Linked DNA regions of Homo sapiens: all the other regions are linked to region 2. The links are chromatin contacts, found by Hi-C or POLR2A ChIA-PET in ENCODE. All regions are on one chromosome and are shown on one strand. Each heading gives the region's core, a stretch centred on a gene start or an enhancer-like site at or near the end of the contact. The rest is flanking DNA. Distances are from core to core; before and after follow the strand shown. Region 1 overlaps SGMS1 (sphingomyelin synthase 1). Region 2 holds the start of ASAH2B (N-acylsphingosine amidohydrolase 2B). Region 3 overlaps SGMS1 (sphingomyelin synthase 1).

Evidence for each region. A loop is a pair of places that touch in the nucleus more often than their neighbours do. ChIA-PET counts read pairs that join two places held with the same protein, here RNA polymerase II (POLR2A). Pooled maps may share reads with other maps.
Region 1: a loop to region 2 is called in a map of naive thymus-derived CD4-positive, alpha-beta T cell, with 2.5 times the contacts of the local background. The contact joins the enhancer-like site here to the promoter of ASAH2B in region 2. A Hi-C loop is called at or near these places in 1 of 168 maps with a recorded cell type or tissue (naive thymus-derived CD4-positive, alpha-beta T cell) and 2 of 50 pooled maps. POLR2A ChIA-PET finds 5 or more read pairs at or near these places in 1 of 52 experiments (BJ).
Region 3: a loop to region 2 is called in a pooled map, with 6 times the contacts of the local background. The contact joins the enhancer-like site here to the promoter of ASAH2B in region 2. A Hi-C loop is called at or near these places in 1 of 37 single-sample maps with no recorded cell type and 3 of 50 pooled maps. POLR2A ChIA-PET finds 5 or more read pairs at or near these places in 2 of 52 experiments (AG04450 and WTC11).

The regions. Positions count from the first base shown.
Region 1 is chr10:50,430,175-50,434,779 of GRCh38, reverse strand. It overlaps SGMS1 (sphingomyelin synthase 1), which reads left to right. Exons shown (of 11, transcript NM_147156.4): 6 at 1,224-1,304. Among named protein-coding and RNA genes, the nearest start is that of ASAH2, 180 kb to the right of the region's middle. RefSeq lists an enhancer at 2,714-2,933. Within about 2 kb of position 2,904, at least 7 of the 41 ENCODE cell types and tissues checked have a DNase peak (open chromatin) inside an H3K27ac peak, as active enhancers do.
Region 2 is chr10:50,737,137-50,741,639 of GRCh38, reverse strand. ASAH2B (N-acylsphingosine amidohydrolase 2B) reads right to left here and starts at 1,704. Exons shown (of 6, transcript NM_001321958.2): 1 at 1,657-1,704.
Region 3 is chr10:50,394,887-50,399,262 of GRCh38, reverse strand. All of the region lies in intron 6 of SGMS1 (sphingomyelin synthase 1), which reads left to right. Among named protein-coding and RNA genes, the nearest start is that of ASAH2, 150 kb to the right of the region's middle. Within about 2 kb of position 2,127, at least 3 of the 41 ENCODE cell types and tissues checked have a DNase peak (open chromatin) inside an H3K27ac peak, as active enhancers do.

The DNA of each region.
Region 1 (4,605 bases), core at 1,655-4,154, 310 kb after region 2:
CTGAGTAGCTGGGACCACAGGCACCCGCCACCACGCCTGGCTAATTTTTTTTTTTTTTTGTATTTTTAGTAGAGACAGGGTTTCACTGTGTTAGCCAGGATGGTCTCGATCTCCTGACCCTGTGATCTGCCCGTCTCAGCCACCCAAAATGCTGGGATTAGAGGCGTGAGCCACCACTGCTGGCCAATCATCTCCTCCTTTCTTAATCTCCGTAACACCGCCCTGTCCCTTTATGCTTTGGGTAACTTGAGGTTTCTGTCTATGGTTCAGGTAACTGAGGTGACACTGCCTCTCATGGTACCTCAGTGCATGCATGGAGCCATATCACAATTATTAATCTCATCTCAGAATTAACATTGAGGCCTCAGGTGATGAAAGTTAATTTAGGTTCCTGTTTTATCAATGTTGTCTTCTTGGAGCCACACGTTCTTCACATAACATGAGCAATAGTTGCATTCTAGCTGGTAAAAGTCGGGTATTTTTATTTGGGGCCCTTCTCTGAAGGGAAAGAAAGCAAAAAGTTCTATTTCTAGCCTGTTTATTCTAAAATGCTAAGAAATGGAAAAACAAAAGTAAACACATTGTTCTGAATGACTTCTTCTTGGAAAAAGGAAGGCCCTTTGCTGGCCATATTTTATTATTCTGTGAATTATATGAATCCTCCAGTAGTTGTTGAACTGGACATGTGGACAATGTAGCAATTCTGATCATTAAGCATTAGGTGTCCATAGTTCTGGTATAATGCCTTTGTTGGATCAAAGCGTGTGTGACTGGAGGGAGGCCTTTGTTGCCTGGCTCAGAGCAGGGCCAAGAAATCATTTGGTGTCTCGTTTAGTCCTTCCAGGCAAATTAATCCTTCACTTTTGAGGAGAGGTAAGAAGGGGTTAGGGAGGAGAGATGGAGAGAGAAGGTGGGTTACTCTAATACTGTTGCCGCCTGGGAAACAGACTAGGTATCTCTTCCTGAAAACATAATGGAGGGCAAAATTTTAAGGGTTCACCACCCCAATCCTTCATAGTGGAAATACTGCTCTTAAAATTTTTTTTCTCTTAAGGTAATTTTCTGTGTTGCTATTTTCTCTTTCCTTTTTGTTTTTGGTAAAAAAGAGAAGAGATGACTGGACTTTTCTATGTCTTGTGTGTGAAGAAGAGACTAACTAGTGGAAATCAAGAAATGGCCTTTCTGAGACATGTAACTAATTAGATTCTTTCTGCTTATGACAGGTGATGGAACTGTACTGGAACAATGGGAGAAGCTGGTAGCTTATAGGAAGCCAAGATGACCAGAATGTTTTTAAATAATCCGTAAGTTAATGTTCTTGGCCTTTTGGAATTCTTTTAACTACTGGGTAAATTTTCTTTAAGGAACCATGGTAAAAGGATAGCACAATCAACTAACTTGAGTGCAAAAGAGAAACTATTTTATAAAGTAAATATCCAAACACGTCAAACAATTGATGCTAACTTTGATAAATCTTATTTTGCGTACTTCTTTCTTGATAGGGTGTGTCATTTTAAGTTGAGTGTGTCAATTTGGTGGACAGAGCATAAGTATTTGAAGAATTAAGAGAATTCCCTGCACATGGTCAGCATTTAAATTAAGCTTGGAATAACCCTTAGGATATGCAGATATTTTTGGTCCTAGTGGTTTCCTTGGGCTCCATTTCTCACTCACGTATTTTTTTCTGTGGGCATATTTTGAAGTAAATATGAACAAATTTGGTGAATATGATTAAAATTGAGTTCTTTGTCTACATCTTCTCCATATCCCTCTTCATGTATGCTACTTTTATGTACATCAGAGGCTATTAATGTTTGCTAATTATCTGACAGTTACATATGGTTGATTTTGGTTTCACTGTGATAACAATAATGTTAGTAAGTGGGGTAGCTTAGTGGAAAGATCATATATTTTTGAGTCAGACAATCCTAGGCCTCACTCTTGCTCTTGTGCTTTTTAGTAGTTACTCAACCTCTCAGAACCTTAGTCAACTCATCTGTATATTGGATTTGATACTATCTCTCATAAAATTAAAGTTTGTGGAAAGTACTTTGTGCTATGACTGGCACAGTATAGTTACTGGCACAATAAATCATATTTACTTTTCTTCCTTATATTTGTGTCATGATTTATAATCTATAGGCCTTTATTCTATCTCAAAAGATTGGCCAGCTCAAGTTCCTTACCTATTGCCAAGCTGTGGTGATTAACATTATAGGTAGTATCTGCAGGTAGATGTTAACAAGCTGGCAATGTCAGAAGGAGGGGTTGTCATGTTTGCAGGTTTCCATTGTGTAAGTACCACTGCTGTGGCTGGCTCATTTTAAACTACCAGCAAAAGTCACTGAAAGCGAGGCTGGGAAGTCTTATGTAGTAGCACAGCATTATATAGTTTCTACCAACCAGATACAGTAGTTACAAATCACCTCAAGAGCATGCTTAACAGTAAAATAATAGGAAGTGATGAGATTTGAGTATTTATTACCTTTGTTTTTAGTATGATTTATTTTAATTTTGTTTATATAATTTAACTTTTAATAATGACTGTGTTTAACAACCAGCTTGCTAAAAATTTTGAGAATTTAACAATTGGTTCTAGTGGCCTGGTATAAGTTGGCTCTAATACACCACTAATTGTAGGTTTCCTGTTGTGAAGACATTTCTAAGCCACAATTCTTTAATTATCTGCCTCAGCCGTGGTGGTAAGAGTTTCATTTGATGAATAAAAACAAGGTTTGGTTTTGAGTCAGTGCTTGCTGTAACTCAAGTTGTCATGCTCATATTGTTTCTGGAATTGAAAATAGATGCCAAAACCAATTTAGAATTTAGAACAGTTTCTTGAGTTGTTGACTCAGCTTCATAACTGACCCCTGGCATCGCTTGCCTATTCTGGCTGTTAAACTGATCTCCAAGTGCTAGTATTGGCGATCAGTCATTCTGCTCACTGCCTATTGAACTTCCTTCTCTCCCTTCCCCATATTCCTTCAAATCTTAAATTCCTTCAGGTAGTGGTGCTACAGAGACAAGTAGTCAGGATTCCTCCCAACTAAGCATTCCATGCAGCTTTGCTTTTGATTCAAAATTAAGTTTTAATGGAAACCCAATTGCCTCTAGGGAGAGAGTAAAAACAAAACAAAACCTGGGCAGTTTAAGGTTCATCTTGGCTTGATTAAAATCTTAGGGAGTGAAATGGAGGAAAAAAACGAAACCAGATCAGACATCTCAATGTTTCTTCTAGAAGCAACTTCTTCAGTTTTCTAACTTGCCCTTTAGAAGGAAGCAATCGAACCCTGAAATTGCTAAGTAACAGCTAAGATTGTGTTTGTTGTTTTTACTTTAAATCTCACCCACCTAGTTCTCAAAACACATTTTTTATTGAACCTTACAAAAATGCCTTGGATATTTCAAAACATTTGCTTGTGTCAGTTCTTTGAATCAGACTTACATAATTGTAAAACATTCATTTCCCCGATTTCCTCTTAAAACAAAAGGTATTTATAGTTCCCGCTGAGTCAGGGATGGACTTGGATTACTGCAAAAGTAATCTGTGTTCATTTCAAGAGGAAGCTCGTGGTTAAAATCTGAGAGACTTGCCTTTGGATTATGAAATAATTACCTTTGGCTTAATTTAAATAAGTGTGTCTTTGTACTTTGAAAGCAAACATGGAAATAATAATTTAATACAGAAATTTTATTATAGATATAACATTCTGACTTATATTATCATCTCTCTTAACAGAATGGGCCTTATGTGGTTTCCAAACATCCCTTGTATAGAAGATTTCTTCATTAGAGAGATGCTATGTGTATAGTCTTTAGATGCGCAAATTTTATAGCGTTGCATTATGTTCATATCAACAAACTCATGTTTGTTGATATAAACAAAAATATGTTTACTAGATACTTGGGACTCGTTGCTTTTGACGATACATTTCAGTACAAATAAGACAGACTTATTGCACTTTAGGAATTGATAATCAAACCTGAAAAGAGAAAACTATAATTTCAAACTGAATGTGGTAGGTATTATAAAAGACATATAAAATACTCAGAAAACAGAAGAGAAAGAGAAATTACCTGGGTGGCAAGAGGAGTGGGCTAGATCAGGGATGAGATTCAGGAGCAGATGATATGTGGATTAGATATTTAATGATTAATGCCTTTTTATTAAAGTACCTTTTATGAAACTATAAAAGTTAACATTGCTAATTGGATAGAACTTTAGAATGCAAAAACTATTTTGCATTTGCAAAACTATTTTGCATGGCAGTGAAAATGCTAACAATTAACATTGCTTTTTTTTTTTTTTGTATTCTGCCATACTTTTCTATGCCGAGATTAGATACATGCTTTATTTTCCCTCTAAAATGGGTCTGGTTATTACTATTGTTTTGAAATCGGCTTCAGTTGACAATATAGTAAGATGATGCCACAGCAATAAATATACATCTACATAATTGTAGATGTATACATAATATATAGCATTCCATGTGTACGTAGTCTATAATGTTGCATATTACTGGACATTTTTGTTTTCAACTTTTCATTTTTGTAAAGTGTGCTGTAATGAACATCTTTGGTAACATCATGGTGCACTCATTCAGT
Region 2 (4,503 bases), core at 455-2,954:
TGCCCTCTGGACCTTTGCATATATCGTTTCTTCTATATAGGATACATTCTTACTTTTTATTTGCTTAACTCTCACTTGTTGTCAAGAACTCATACAGATGTTACATCTTCCTGAACAGTCCCAGTACTCAAATACCCAGTCTGGGCTGGTGCTCTTTCTCTTTATTTTTATAACACCTTGTGCATGCCTTTCATGAAAATGTAATCATCTGTTCTCTTTTCTGTCTTCCTACTAGACCCCCGGCTTCCAGTGATCTTGAGGGAAGGGACAGATTCTTTTCATCATTATGCCCCAGAAAGTGGCTAGCACAGTATCTGTCACAATACATCTGTTGAATGAATGAAGTAATTAATAGCAATACTTGCCGGAGTATATCCCTGTGATATGGACAGGAGACAGGAAAATACTGGGTAGAAGAGAGTGGTTCCCTGGCAAAGGCCCCACCCTTAAGCCTGGAAACCTGTGGCCCTAAACAAATGTTCTTAAAGAAACTGAAAAAATGAATTTTTAATTAATTTCATTCTAACTCTAAACAGTCACATGTCGCTACCATACTGGACAGCTCAGACCTAGGTATCAACTGGACTAATGAAGTGGTTTCCTAACTTAAACTTAAATTGTAATAAAAAATTTAAAACGTTTTTATGAACTTCCAATAGGATCGCAGTATTACTTTTAGTACCTGTCACCTCTGTAAAACTCCTGAATTATAACTCATCTACACACATTTGAAAAACAGCAGTATCTGTATGTGTGAGATATGACTGGTTCTAAATGATGCCTGGAGACCCCATGGACTTACAGAGACCCTTCCAGTGATTTCTGAGGTACCTGGGAATCTGTGGCCAATAAATTGGTAATCACTGAATTAGTGAGTTTTTTAAGAATATCAGGCTGCATAAAATCTGACAGCTTGATTGAAAAAAAGCGGGAAAGGGTGCCATTTCATTCAATTAAGGTCCTGTATTAATTCCGTTTAATAAATGTTTGGTCTATCTATGATGTGCTAGCCACTGTGCCAGTGAATGGATATAGCTATGATCTGACTTGCAGAGGAAATCCAAACTAGTACCTTCCGTGCAATAAGGGATACACTGCAAGGCTGCACAGGGTGCTACTGGAGCACAGAAGTGAGTCAGAGGCTTCCCACAGACACACAACACGAGCGGAAACAGAAAGTCTTTATATATCACCATAACGTCAAGGAACACCGGCTGGGAGTTAGGAGAGCTGGGCACTAGGAACGCTTTGAAACTGAATAGCTGTGGGATTTCCGAGGTTATGTTGCTTCTCTACTATATTTTAGTTCCGAAGCTGTACTAATGTTTCTCTTTCTTTTGCTCTTGGTGGGAAAAGCACAATTTGGGGTCAACAGATTCGGCTCAGGTCCGAGTCGCCTGCTGGGACCACGTCGCCAGGAAACGACGTCTCCCGGACACCTTCCCTCCCCGTCAGGCTCTCTGCAGGGATTCACCCCGTTCCCTCTCCCAACGACTCCCGGGCACGCCTCCGTTAAAGGTGAAATATGCTGCTCCTGGGGAGCAAAGATAACCCGGAGGACCAGGGAAGGACCTTCCCACGCGCACGACTCGCGATCTTCCCAGTGCCCCAGAGCCAGGGACCCCACTGCCGCCTACCCCAGCCGCAGCACCGAACCTGTTCACAATTGCGACTCCTCAGGTCCGCTTCCACACCGCCGGAAACGGAAATTCACCGTCGCGCCGACTCGCGGGGAGGGAAACAAAAAGGCAGAAAAAAGAGACCGGCGCCTGGACGACTTCCAGGGGAGAGCTGGAAGACTAGTCAACAGCTGTGTGCGGGCGCCGGCGCCGTCTGCGCAGTGCGTTCCACCGGGTCCGCATCCCTCCCGATTCCGCCCCACCCTGCCCTCGGAATCCGCTGCCTCAACTCCCGCGGTGGGACTCCGGAGCAGCGTACACCGCCCTCGCCTTAGTCCTCCGCGAAGGCCAGGGCAGCTGTGCGGCCTGCCGCGGATTAGTTGGTGCGGTGCAAAAGCCAGAAGGAGACACATTTGGTCCTGGCCACCCCGGAGTCACCGTGCCCGGGACAAATGGACTATGGCTCGACTGGGAGTCGACTTCCTTCTCTTTAAAGATGACAGATGAGGGAGATCTCAGGTTCTGGGGGTGCCCTAAAGCCCTCTTTTGGCAGGAAGCGGTGGCTCATGCCTGTAATCCCAGCCCTTTGGGAGGCTGAGGCGGGAGGATCGCTTGAGCCCAGGAGTTCAAGACCAGCCTGGGCAACTTAGGGAGATACCCCCGCCCACCGTCTCGCAGGAAAAAAAAGAAAGGAAGAAAATTAGCCAGGCACGGTGGCTCACGCCTGTAATCCCAGTATTTTGGGAGTCCAAGGCAGGAGGATTGCTTGAGCCCAGCAGTTCAAGACCAGCCTGGGCAACACAGGGAGGCTACCTCTCTCTCAATCAATCAATCAATCAATCAATGCCAGCGTCGTGGCGGGCGCCTGTGGTCCCTGTGGTCCCAGCTACTCTGGAGGCTGAGGCGGAACGATCGCTTGAGCCTTGGAGGCGGAGGTTGCAGTGAGCTGAGATCGAGCCACTGCACTCCAGCCTGGGCGACAGAGCAAGACACTGTCTCAAAGAAAAATAAATAAATAAAATAAGGCCCTCTTTTTCCAGGACCAACAGACTCTGATGGCAGGGACAAACTGACCCAGCCTAAACTGCCTCGCCTTCCCTGCTCCCGGGAAAGGGGCTTTCCCTGAGGGAAGGTAGCATCTTGCCATTTTCTTCCTGCACAGCTTTGCCTTCCCAGGGATCGGCCCATTGCCACCTGAGGAAATGCCTTGGAGTCCATCTAACCCACAGCCCAGGTACTTGGGACGCCTACAGAGCCTACATTGTCAGAGGATGCATCTTCTTCTAGTCTTGGAGGGGTTCCTTTCAATAAGATCCCACCAGTGCACTCAAGGCTCAATTCTACACCAAAAAACTAGGCCCACTCCTGTCACCGAGACCCCCAGGCTTCAGGTCCTGTCACAGTGACCTTGTTTTCGCCCCCAGCAGCCCCCAGGTATTCACTCTGCATAGGCTATATACTGGGTGCTAAACAAGAGAGGCTACCCACGTGGTGCATGCTTCCCTTATCTGTGAAGAGCTTAGGATGTTGTAACTTCTTCACACTATGCCTCTTACTTCATGGAGATGTCAGTATCCGGGTAGATAATCCTTCCAACATCCTTTTGATCTCATGAAGCCCACTCCTGTCCTCTGCCCTACCTCAGCTTCCCCCTCCCTCCATGATCAGACCTTAGACCTTGTCAGGTCCAAGGACTGCAAACCCCACAGTAGCCCACTCTGACCACCACCTCCTAGCTATCCAGGTTACTCCCTATACTGCCCTGAAACAAAATTCTTGCAACCTTACCAGTACCTCCAATCCAGATCTTACTACCTTTTCACTGTTTCTTCCTTCCTTTATGACTTTTCCCTCTCTAGTGAGCGAGCTTAAACTCCATGGCCAACCATTCTCATTGGTCCCTTGCACACCTCCTCAACTCACCCACCTCCCTGTCACCTCCTATCTGCTTAGTAAGATGGGAGCCCTGGATAAACTCAGCTCTCCATCTATTCCATGCCACAACGATGCAACTAAACATGGCTGGAAGAAAACAGGACCATGCCAGCAGTCCTCACTTTAATCATTCTTTTTCCGGTCTATTCAATCTCCCATTGTTCCAAATGAGTATTTCGCACTTCTTCCTCTCTGTTCAGTCCTTCCTACTGCCTCCCCCTTCCTTGCCTCCTGAAAAAAGAAGGGAAAAAAGACCTTTTGAAAAAAGAAGGGATAGGTGTCCACAACTCAGTGTGAAGTGTTTAAAAAAGAGCCACACAAGCACGAAGAAAGCCAGAAGTGAGTAACCTGCAGAAAAGTAGGTAAAGGTTCTGATCTGGATCCAGATGAGAAATGGAATAGCAAGTTAAAATCAGGAAATATTTTGAAGAAGATAAATGTTCCTGGATATCTTTGAATACTTGGTAAATTATTAAGTTCTTATATATAATAAAGCAAGATTGTAGGTTTGTCTTTTTATTCAGGTATTTGAGGAAAATGTGTCTCCAAGGACTATTGAAATCTGAGACATATGTTGTGGGTACATTAAGGAGAAAGTATAGTAGTGTTTAAGAATTTAAAAATATATTTAGGTCTCATCTTGTAAGTCAGCCCTTCTCCTTACATTAACTATATGACTCCTTCATAGTGGATTATTATTCCATCCAAAATTTCCTATTTCAAAAGCCACATTTGGTTCATGCAGATATGAAAAGATGCCATAGTAGGAGAAAAAAGTTTGGAGATGATTAAGATGCAAACAGGAGTATTTAGTAATACTTTAGTAAGCTTATACGAATATGATAAAATACAGTTTTAATTTGGCTTCTAAGTATACTTTATTCTAGACATTATAAATCACCATCACTTGAGAGAAAAAAAGAGAGCCAGAGATGAATATATACTTTCC
Region 3 (4,376 bases), core at 878-3,377, 340 kb after region 2:
CTCAAAACTTGGAATTTGAGCACATCCTTCCTTAGTTACCTCCCAGTCCCAATTAAAATGCTAAGTCCAAATGATCACCTTGTCATTTAAAAAACCAACTTACTGCGGTATATTTTCTATATAATTCAGTGATTTTCAGTAAATTTACTGAGTTCTACAACCAGCACCATAAACCAGTTTTAGAACATTTCCATCGGTTCTTAAAAGATAAGATTCCTCTCTTATCTTTTTACATTTAATCTCTACTTCCACACCGAGCCCTAGGCAACTACTAATCTACTTTCTGTCTCTAAAGTGTTTCCGGTCCTGGACATTTCATATAACCTGTCACTTTTAAGAATTTGATATCCATAAGTAGTATTTCTTTTCTTACTCTTTTGAATAATTTGGCCTATATACAACTCCTAGCTAGAACTGTCTATTATATTAGGGTACTGTCTTGAATAATAATAATAATATATATATTTTTTCCATTCCATAGAGACAAACTGCTTCTCTGTTTATAAGGCTTCTTTGGTAATACTTGCCATATTACAAGAGAACTGTTAAGCTTGTTTGGTTAATTTCTTCATGTGGTGGCTTGATAGTAATTGTTATTCTTGGCTTGGTTTGATTGAGAACTGAATATGCATTGATTTCTCAGAAGACTTGCTACCAAAATATAGCAAAAACTTACCAGAACCTCCCCCCATGAGAAGTAACACTGAAAAGTTCTCACTTATGACATCACATCCCAACTTACAACACCGGTATTGTTAGCTTCAAATTGCTTACAAACGTTCTGCAATTCTTTTGGATTAAGTAACTCTGTACTATTAAAATAATTTTTAAAATATTATTTTATTGCCTTTATAAACCAGTTTGGATTAAAAGCTAATATTTTTTAAAGGTTAGGATAATTTCATTTCATTATTTAATATTTCAAAATCTGATGATATGATCATATTTTGAAGTCATCTGATAGTTCCTGAAAGTATTTTAGATGTCTACTCCCTGCATTTATACATCTGTTTAGAGCCTGATTGTTTTTATATGGTGTGCTTATTTATTTTTTGTCATTGCACGTGAATAATTACTGTTTTCTGAAGACCTCTACTTTTTAAGAAGCTCCGAGAGAGTGGAAAAATAACCACCAAACTTGTCTGCCTCACTTTATTACTGAGAGAAAAAATTTGCAGAATGATATTAACTATATACTAAAATCTTAGCACACCAGAGTACAAAGTCAGGGACGGAAAACTTTCTGTGTGTAGCCTTTTGAAATGTATCTATAAGTAGAAGGCATTCCCAAGTCACATGCTGAAGAGCGGCGAAATGGCTTAGAGGCAGAGTTCTTAGGTGCCACTCTACCTATTTCAGGCAGATTCTGTCACCATCAGCCCTTCGTAGGTCACATAACTTACTTGATTTTAGTGACTTATTTAAAATCAGTAATTAACACCTCAAGAGGAAAAAGCTTTTCTTTAGAAGAAATAACAGATTTATCTTCAATACCTCTGAAACCTAAATGGTTGCTTAAGTAACAGCTGTTGCATTTTATCATCATTGGCAAACGGGAAAGGCAGCTTCCTCAACTTGTGTTTGTCTTCTAAAGGAAAAACCAAAGCAATATATAGCAACTGATGCTTATCCAGAAGAGATAACTCAGATGCACAGAGGCAAAGAGATGTGGACATCTAAATAAACCCAGACACTTTGTTCTTCAGAACTTTTAAACATAGGCATTTTCTCTCTCGGCGAGAGAGTGAGCTGTGATCAGTTGTGTGTGTAGCCAGGATGTTGCTAAAGCAAACTGACTTTATCTGCCTTGCACGCCTTCTCCTCTGCTTTGGTGTCATGCCTGTCTCCTTTCTAAGACCAGCTAACCATACTTGGTTTCTTCTGTCCTCTTTAACATCTTCATCTTGCTTTATTGTGCATGTGTATGATTTGAGGTTCTAGATCCTTGAACTGGGGAGTGACAACTTAGACACCCACAGAGACCACGTATCTATCCTACCTGGTCCTGCAGAGTGCCCTACACTGAGTGAGTCCTCTGTCTAAGAGTGCTGCTAACCATCTCCTCAAGGGCAGTTATCTGCCATTTGCAAAGAATGTACAAGTTCTCTAAATCTAGCAACTACATCAGAGATCTTAGATGATGATTCATTTGAAGAGAATGGGTTGGGAGTACTCATGCAAAGAGAAGAAGCATTTTTTTTTTGCTTTTGATCTTACTGCACATTAATTTTGAGTAAATTTGATAGTACAAATCAACCAACGGATATTCACATTTTGAGTGTCCCGTACTTGAGCTCCTGAGAGTGTGCAGAAGGGTGGAGTGCTTATCTTCAAGTAACACCGCCGGTTCACCACACAGCTTTCTTTTTAACAGAACACTGGAGGCTGCCGCTGTTGGGATGCATTGAGGGGAGGGGACCTAGCTACTTTTAAAAGAATCTTTGGGTATAGAAATTGGGGGAAGGAAGATGTGAAAAATAATGCCACTTGTGGGTGGGGTGGGGATGGATGTGAGAAGACAGACTGCTAAAAGCAGCCATGATTGGTGAGCACCTGCTGTGTGCCTAGACTCTACTAGGTACTCTGCAGCTCATTATCTCATTTAATCCTGTGAGTCAGGTGATGGTATCCATATTTTTATAGACAGGGAAACTGGCTTGGAAAGGTCAACACTTCCTCAAACAAACAAACAAAAACAGATGGAGTTAGTCTAATTCTTTCTATTTGTAACTAATTCGTCTTAAGATTAACATGTTCCTTCCTCTCTCTAGTTCCAAAATATCCCCCCTTCCACGGTCCTGAATTTTTTCACTTCTCTTTTGTATACTCTTGAACTGGAGGCATTTACAGTTGTGGAACATAGACCTTCTGAAATGCAAAACATCCTAGGGAAGAGAAATGTACCTTACTGTGTGGGTTGACTTTTGCCTTGCTTTGCTCAACTCCTAGCTGAGAATACCTGGACTTAAGATAATGGGGGCTGCACGTGGGAAGTAAAGAGAGGAGAAGAGGTAGTCTTTAAGCTTGGACCTCTAGAGGGGTGGGACTGGGAGCCCCACCCTGAGGGCTCAGAGAAGCAAAGACTCCTGAGGAGACAGCCACTAAAAGGAGGGCAAGATTTCACCAAAGGCTAACTTTTCCCCTTCTGGTTTTGTTAACGTTTTTCATCATGGAAAGGGAGGAAATGCACTGGAGGGTCCAGACCTTGGTTTAGTTCCTCTTTCAGTAGAATTGGGATCCTCAGATGAATGATGAATCGGTTAAGGGTGGAAATAACTTTTTCAGCAGTATACATACCCACCATAAACATTTTATTAACTTTAGAAACAGAAATGTTTAGGATTTCTCAATGTTTTATGTAGTGTCAAGGAATTTTCTTTTGAATATGGGTCCTCTGATTTGTGCCATTTCTTGTCTTTCCTGCACAAGCCCCACCCATAATCCTTCATCGATGTCCAGTCTTTATTTCTTTAAAGTGATGCCGGAACATCAAAACTTCAAAGCAGCCCAATACTGAATCCTTCCACATTTTAAGTTACATTTTCCTCGTAAGAATATTAAAGTTGTCTCAACCACCTCTAATTTTGCAGCAATCTTTTGGTAAGACTGTTTACCTTTATCAAGTCTTTCTAAAGCATTCAATTTAGTTTTGTGGAAATAACAGCTCACTTTCTTTCCAGACTCCAGTTTCATTGATTACTCAATATTTATTTAAATTATGTAATAATGGAAACAAGCAGGTTTGGAGACAAATACAGTGAGTCTTGGTAAGCATTGCATATTGACTAATGGGAGCAGAGTTGCCAAGCTTAGGTTGGCTAATACTAATGACAGCGGGCAGTTGCTTAATCATCCACATGCATCAGTATGTCTGAGTGAGGGGTAACTAATCCAGTGTGAGAGTCAAGTAGAATTGTTTAAGAGCACTTTAACTGTAGTCAAATGCTACACCTGCTCCTTAATAGCTTGAAGGAGCTATTTATTACAGGGATCCCAACAACTCGTGTGATTTGATTTTTACTATGAGTTGCACCTAGAATTGTAAACATTCAATATACTAATCATAACAGCGACCATGAAGGTGTTTTTTTTCTTGGGGAGGTGTCTAATCACACACACACAAAATCAGTATGATCAGAGAGGGCAGGAAATTGATTTATCACCCTCAGGGGCTTGATGTTGCTCTTGTTAAAGGGACAAGCTTGTTAGATGTGAGCTCACGCAAAGTATTGCCAGAGATCTCCTGCCAAGCTCTTCCTGTTATGTAAAAGCAAAAAGGAGTGGGCAGATTATGAAATTATTCTGTATATGATGATTAGTTCGTGATGGTATAGTGATTTGTTAATCTGGTTCATTACTTTAAAAAGCTTAATCAT